Linked DNA regions of Mus musculus: all the other regions are linked to region 2. A link is a loop called in an ENCODE intact Hi-C map of the cell type or tissue named here. Cell type or tissue: heart. All regions are shown on one strand.

Evidence for each region. A loop is a pair of places that touch in the nucleus more often than their neighbours do. Peaks named below come from ENCODE experiments on the same cell type or tissue, not always from the same donor. Only the 100,000 strongest peaks of a DNase experiment are listed, where the experiment ranks them.
Region 1: a loop joins it to region 2, with 2.4 times the contacts of the local background. A loop is called at or near these places in 6 of 42 quality-filtered maps.
Region 3: a loop joins it to region 2, with 2.4 times the contacts of the local background. A loop is called at or near these places in 3 of 42 quality-filtered maps.

Annotation. Positions count from the first base shown.
Region 1 is chr5:100,914,326-100,916,825 of GRCm38, forward strand. The region is part of intron 1 of Gm36740 (a long non-coding RNA gene); the gene reads left to right. Among named protein-coding and RNA genes, the nearest start is that of Gm36793, 1.9 kb to the left of the region's middle. In heart, a CTCF peak has its summit at 994 (motif pointing left); no DNase peak of the experiment used is centred here.
Region 2 is chr5:100,545,393-100,547,892 of GRCm38, forward strand. Cops4 (COP9 signalosome subunit 4) reads left to right here. Exons shown (of 10, transcript NM_012001.2): 10 at 1,912-2,410. The coding sequence ends at 2,045. Among named protein-coding and RNA genes, the nearest start is that of Plac8, 26 kb to the right of the region's middle. In heart, a CTCF peak has its summit at 1,458; no DNase peak of the experiment used is centred here.
Region 3 is chr5:100,818,563-100,821,062 of GRCm38, forward strand. It overlaps Abraxas1 (BRCA1 A complex subunit), which reads right to left and starts at 2,373. Exons shown (of 9, transcript NM_172405.3): 1 at 2,269-2,373; 2 at 1-45. The coding sequence starts at 2,355. In heart, a CTCF peak has its summit at 1,182 (motif pointing left); a DNase peak (open chromatin) is centred at 2,409; H3K4me3 peaks cover 1,393 bases; H3K27ac peaks cover 1,023 bases.

The sequences.
Region 1 (2,500 bases), 370 kb after region 2:
TCAATCTATCATCTCTCTCTCTCTCTCTCTCTCTATCCTATCTATCTAATCTAATTTATCTATATTTTGAGACAGGGTTTCTCTGTGCATCCCTGGCTGGAACTAACTCTGTAGACCAGGCTGGCCTTGAACTCAGAGAGATCCGCCTGCCTCCTGAGCACTTCAATTAAAGTTGTGTGCTACTGACACCCTGCCAAGTAGGGAAGTTTTAATAGAGTGTACAGAATTTTTATTATGGTGATAGGAACCTTATATTTTATCCAAGAGGTCAAGCCCTTCCATTTTCAAAACACCCATTAAAACCTCATTTAAAGGGGCTGGAGAGATGGCTCAGCAGTTAAGAGCACTATCTGTTCTTTCAGTGGTCCTGAGTTCAATTCCCAGCAACCACCTGGTGGCTCACAACCATCTGGGATCTAATCCTGTCATCCAGCATGCAGGCATACACGAAGATAGAGCACTCATATACATAAAATAAGTAAATCTTAAAAAAAACAAACAAACCCAAAAACCTCATGAAAAGACAGTGTTATTTGTGCAGTAAGCCGGAACCGGAAGTTGTAGGCAGAAGACTTCTCCAACTCACCAGTGCACTAAATCTGGGCTGAGATAGGGACACAGACTTGTGATATCCCGGTAGGTAACAACCTTACAGTAAAGCTCTTTGGCCCTGAAGGCTAATCAGGCTAGTGGATGGGTGGGTTATAGGGCTCTGTGATCTCAGCTGTCGCAGAGCATTTCATACAAAATCTCCTAAACCCATTGCAGGTTGATGTTGTCCTGAAAGAGATGGCCACACTATAGCTTTCCACACCTGCTTGGTTTTAAGCACTCCATGCAGGGTGCCCTACTCGGCACAGCTGTAACCATTGGAGTGCATTCGGAACCATTGAGAGTTTTCAACTGATTATGATTTGTGAATGTGGCTATCAGCTAGAATGGCTGGTTGGGAAGCCATGGAACGAAAGCTTGAGGAGAGCGCCATCTTGTGGACTTTACGTGTAGCATCGTGACTACATTGAGTTCAACTTAACTTGCTAGAAGTAAGTTTTTAAAACTTGGAAACAGAACCCATTTCAGCTGGATTCAACAGATCCCATGGAAGTGAAGGCATTGCGGTGGGAACTAGATCCTTGGAAGGCAGATCCAGGGTAGACCCGAGGTTCATTAGAACCTGCAATCTCTTCATTATTTCCAGCTGGCTTTATACACCCATCAGGAAGATAGATTGTTGCCCCAAACCACAATTTCAAATCAAATAGCGTTTTCATGTTGTGACTCAGCTATATAGAGAAAAAGCTTAAAGACTCTGGCCTCACTGGGTCACAGGTTAGTCATGCAGTTGGGTGAGTAGGACTCCATGGTCACCCAGCGCCTATCCCCCGTGATTGGGGGGACAGGAAACAGGGTAGGCTATGTTACCCCAGGAGGAGTGGTTGTAGTGAGAATATTTGCTGGGAAAGTGTGAAACCTTTAAAGAGTAACCCGTCCTGCTTTGTTCCAAAGGCCCAGCTTTTCCCCAGGCACGCTGTTCTGAAAGATCCTATCTTCCATTGTTTTCCTGAGGGCAACACAAGAGCTCACCCCCCCCACCCCCCCCCCTCCCGCCGCTGCCACCGAGGAGAGGACTCAAAGGCGCAGTGAGCTACTCAACAGGAGTCTGGGTTTTCAAGATGCTGTGTGTTCCCCAGGGGTCCAATACAGCATCCATTCCTGGTCCTCGAATCCGGGTCCACTAAGGAAAACTCTTGGGGTGGGAGTGATGGCTTCACAGTCAAAGAGCACTGGCTGCTCTTGCAGAGGACTGGGGTTTGATTCCTAGCGCCCACATGACAGCTCCCCACAGTCTGTCATCAGTTCTAGAGCACACTTCTCTCCTCTTCAGGCAACAGGTACATACCAATATGTGCAGGCAACACACACACACACACACACACACACACACACACACACACACGGGGGGGGGGGATAAAATAAATAAATCTTTAAAAAAAGAAAAAAATGACAATAAAGTCAATTTGTTTGGATAAATGTGTTTCGAGTTCATATGACAACATATCGTTGAAAAATCCCCAAAAGATTCCTGAAGGAGTCTTGCTTTATTGGGTCAAAGGTTTACAAGAGGTTCCCTCGTCTGATTTGTTGTTTCAAAGAATCAGCAATTTGAGACTCAAGTACCCAACAAGTATTGCTGTAGGGTCAAGGAACCTGCCCTTGACTTCTGTGTGTTTAAAGACGGGAGATATAGTCATAGTTCCATAGTACGCAGTATTATGGAGCTGGGATTGCGTCACAGACCACACACACACTTTGCTTAGAGCATTTACAGGAAAGGGTGTGTCTTTCATAGCTGGAGCTTTGAACTCTGAAGCCACTGACGTAGCAAACCTCATTGACAGAGGATAAGGAGCCTCCAGACTCAGGGGAACGATTTGGATTGATTTCAGATCAGAAGATACTTAGCAACGACTTGTCCAAAAATACGGGTCATTTTCTTCTG
Region 2 (2,500 bases):
CAGCCGCCCAGACTGGCCCCTGATGTGGAGCTTCCCCCATCTTTGCTTCCTGAGTGCAGAGCTCACAGGGGTGAACTGGCAAGCCTGCTTTAGACTTTATCTTGGTTTTAATAAAGCCAATATTGCTGGTCCCTTTTCCTTGTGCACGCGGTACCACACCATGGCCATCCTGATGCTGTCGACTCTGCCGCCCTGTCCTGCCCCTGCCGCCTTTCCTGCACTCGCAGCTGTTCTTCACGTCATCTTTATGGACTCTGTGATGCCCTTAGATTTAACATCAGCTACTTACGGCTTAATCCCAGGCCTTTCCCACTACAGGCATTGAGTCTCCACGGGTGATTTCTACCCCTTGATTCAGTTAGTATGTTTGGAAGTGGCTGGATTTGCTTGTACCAGTCTCTTCTCTTTCTCAAACCTGTAGCTCTAGTTCACACCTAAGGCGTCTATATTAGATTGCTTAATAGGGATTTAGGACAAACACAGGTCCAAAACTTTCTAGTTAGCCATTTAAAAGTTACATGTTAACTTTTTCCTTAATTTCTTATGTTTAACTCCTGTATCTTTCATGTCCTATAAATTACAACTCCTAATGTTCTTAGGAATCCATGTACTTTTCTTATTTTTAAAAATTCAAATGTATGTGTGCGTGTGGGTGAGCACATACCTTGGAGCATGTGTGGAGGTCAGAGAACACTTTGCAGTCATCATTCCTCTTTCTACTCTGAGGATTGGGGTCATTCTCACATGGCCAGGCTTCACCCTCAGAGCCACCTGCGGCCTGGCCCCTTCTCTTCGTTTGTATTCCCTGTGACTTACAGAATGCTGCTGTCACAGCCTGTGATGTTTTCCACTTGTCTACACTTGCTTCCTAACCTACTTTCTCCAGTATAGCCAGAGTCACTGTGGTCTTAAAGAAATGAAAACAGGGCAGAGGGAAGAGAAAGAAGTTCAATTAAAGGGAGGAGGGGACTGGATGGCTCCAAATTCTTGCAGTGGAGTCAGGTTCAGTTCTCAGTACCATCTGCAGCTCCAGGTCTAGGTTACCTCCTTTTCTGGCCTCTGTAGGCACCAGGCAAGATCATGGTGTACACACACACACACACACACACACACACACACACACACACTGAGGCGAAACACTCCTATACATAAAATAAAATGTGGGGTTTCCTTTTTTTTTTTTTTTTTTTTGAGTCTTCTTAAATGAAGAGGTGGTGCACACCTTTAATACCTTAATCTCAGCTCTTGGGAGGCAGAGGCAGCAGCAGCAGATCTCTGTGAGTTTGAGGCCAGCCTGGTCTACACAGTGCGTTACAGGACAGGCTATACAGAAAACCTTGCCCTTAAAAAAAAAAGTACTCAAGATAGTGTTTCAAGTAGATTTTACATTGTCTTTTTCTGCTGTAAATGTTAAATTATTTTTTGGTGAGGTAGACATATTCTCATGTGTAGATCCAGCGTTCTCCTAGTAGATGGCAGTATCGCCCCAGCAAACACTGAGAGCCTGACCCTGGAGTGAGGCTGCTTTGTGGTCATCTTGTCTTGATAGGTCTTCAGTCGTTGATTTTGTTTTCAAGGGCATTAGTAATAACATTTTCATTATGTTCCATTTTATGTTTGGTGTTAGTGATTTGCGTTCTTTCTTTGAGACAGTGTCATTGTGTGGCCCTCTTGGATGACTTGGAACTCACTGTGTAGACCAGGCTAGCCACAAACTCACAGAGATCCTGCCTACTTCTGTCTTTTGAGTGCAGAGATGGAAACTCTGCCATACCATGCTTGGCCTGAGCTGAGTTCTTGCCAAGAGTCCCAGAATAAACATCTTTTAAAAGTTAACACTGTTGTAATTTATCTTTTAGCCTCGATTTGTGAGTAATTTCTATCTTCCCTATTATTTTATTCTTTCCTTAGCACGAGAAGCCCTGCCAACATGGGACAAGCAGATCCAGTCACTTTGTTTCCAAGTAAACAACCTCCTGGAGAAAATTAGTCAGACGGCCCCGGAGTGGACAGCACAAGCCATGGAAGCGCAGATGGCCCAGTGAGCCCTCAGCGCTGTGCGCACTGCATCTTTGCCACTTCGTGCAGATTGATTCACTGCCCCTCAAAGCATTTGCATCATGACCTTAGACATCTCAGCCTCCTTTGCTGGATCCCACTTGAAGAAGATGCTAGAGCAAGAAGTGCATCGTTTAAACATAATAGCTCCCGTGAGATCTGGGTCTGTGTATTGAACTAACTCAGACGCTTTGAAAACTTGTTCTTTAAGTGGAAGTGAAAGACCTGAAGTTTGGGATTTGTGATCACTTTGTAGTCATGTAAAACTTAAGTGCTTTGTGCCTCTCCACATGTGGTTACTCTAATAAACGGAGCGGTGAGCCAAATAAAGGCAGTACTTGGTTTTTAATTAGTGAGGTGTTCTATTCCTTTTCTTTGAATTTAGAAAAGTTAATTTCTGTATCTTATGCTACAAATACAAGACTAAGTTGGAGCTTTCTGA
Region 3 (2,500 bases), 270 kb after region 2:
GCTATTCTTGGCTTCACCTTTCATTTCACCGAGGAGAAAACCTTCCTATGAGAGTAAACAAAAGAAGCAGTATATGAAACACACTGGCTAGGGTCAATATTCTATCTCCTAATCATATCTTCTCAGAATTTCACAATATACAAATGTGTTATAGGTAGTGGGCACATGGGTAACTGGGAAAGGCTGAGAGGGAGACAGAGTGGAACTGATTTGTTTGTTTGTTTGTTTTGAGACAGGGTTTCTCTGTGTAGCTCTGGCTGTCCTGGAACTCACTTTGTAGACCAGGCTGGCCTTGAACTCAGAAATTCGCCTGCCTTCTGCCTCCCAAGTGCTGGGATTAAAGGCGAGCGCCACCACGCCAGGCTGAGTAGAACTGACTTTAAAGGGCTTGGTAATAGTTTGGGAAGGCAGAGAGTGAAGCACCCCTAACTCAAATGCATAAAAGTTTTAAGTCTGTTTAAGAGCTCAGCTGAGCAGTTTGTCTTGAAGCGCAAGGCTTCTGTGGACAGTTGTAACAAGAGGGTAAAGTCCCACAAGATAATCCAAATGAGCAGCCCAAGTCTGGATTTTACACATATTTCTGAGTGTCAGTGGAGGTTTCTTAGCTATGGAATGCTAAAGTGATCAATGTTTTCAGATGTAAATCTGTCTAAAAATTATTAAAAAAAAATAAAGATTTGTAATTCAGTTACATCTGCTTCCCAGTGGGTCTACTGTGTGCCTGTTTTCTTTTAAAATACAGGCAGCCTTTTGAGTTTTTGTTTTGTTTTCTCATTTCAGTGACTCAAGTTTTTTCTTTGGGTGCATTTAAAGATCAAGTGAACTCTTCTATTCATTAAAATTGGTTTATAATGCCCTGCCTCCATTTCATCAAAATAATCGAACGACCAACCAAACAAACATAGGAATGTCCCAGTCTTTTAACAGAATCAAGTGGGTAAAAATCTGCAATTGCAAATGTTCTTGATTTTGATACTCCCAATGTTAAAAACTAGGAAAAGTACCAGTCAATTCTAAGTACAATTATTCAGAAACCAACTCTAAAAACTTTAGTTGAGCTGGAGGGACGATTCAGTCATTAAGAGCAGTGGCTGCTCTTGCAAAAGAACAGGATTTAGTTCTCAGCGCCCACATCTTTATCTCCCATTAAGTTCCAGGGGATGTTATGCCCTCTTCTGGTCTACTTGGGCACTGCCCATGTGTGATCCACAGATGCTCAGTAAATGACTCTTCAAACAAACAAACAAAAGTTAAAATATCTGAGAAACTAGGGTCAAACACCAAGATGTAGTGTACAAGGGCTAATCCTATAAACTACAGACTTAGGGCAGTTTACTTATGTTCACGCTAAACATCTTCTAAAATAAGTCCCACAGATACACACACACACGTGTTTGTGTTTAGTATGAAGTTTGTGTATCATCCTCCCGTAGAGCCATGCTAATGTATCATCCCATTATGTGCTGCCCGGTGAGTACCTCGCGCATTCAAAGATGTCATTTGTTTCCCCCTGGTATTTTGATGTACTGCACATCAAAATCATTGTACACTCCTATCACTGGGACTGTGCTGAGAAGCAATTTAGGCAACGCAGATCTGACACTTAAAGCGAAGGACTCAACAGTTCAAATACCTTACTCCACACTGTTCAGTATGGTGCTCTCTGCACTGTATTCGTGCAGACCCCAAACTCATTTTAGATGTTTCTAGTTTCTTTCTTTATGTTACTAAGAACTTAATACAAGATGCTACTGCCAGACCTCAAAGTTTTACGGTAAGTTTTTAATCTACCAAAAAAAAAAAAAAAAGCCTTAAAATTTGTTTTCAATGTCACTCACGGGCTTCGAAAGGAGGCAAAGGCTTAAAAATGCATTTACACATCTGATCCTGGACAAGGTGCGTTTGTAACGGAAAGTAGCACAGAAATAGCCGGATCTTACAGCCTCATGCCAGGGTAGCCCTACAACTAGCCAGCCCCTTGCGGCTGGGTGCGGGGTCTGGCTCGCCCCTGCTCGTCCTCCCGAGCCTCGCGACGCTCACGCGCTGCGAGTAGGACCCGGCGCCGGGATCCTTCGCACAGCAGGGTAGCGAGGCAGGTAAGCTGCCCGACTTTCGTCGCCGAGCCGGAGGCCCCGGGGAACTTTCCTCCAAGCCCAAGGGCGAGCAGAGAAAAAGGGCCCGGATGAGAGCCCGGGAGGGCGCCCTGCTCCGCGAACCCACGGAGCGAGCGGGGACTGCGGGCGGGGTCGGCAGCCGCGCCCGGCTCACCGTGTCTGAGTCTGTGTTGAGATGATGGAAAGTGAGCGCGCCGAGCACGAAGCCAGACAGCACCCCCAACGTGCTCTCGCCCTCCATACTGCCGCCTCGGTCGCTGCCGCCACAGCCACTATCGCGGAGCATGACGGGAGGCTGGAGCGTAGGGGCGGGGCTTGAGCCTGCGCACCGGGAGACGCGGGTTGTAGGGAGCGCGGTGTCCTCTAGCCGGGTAGGGTGCTTCTTT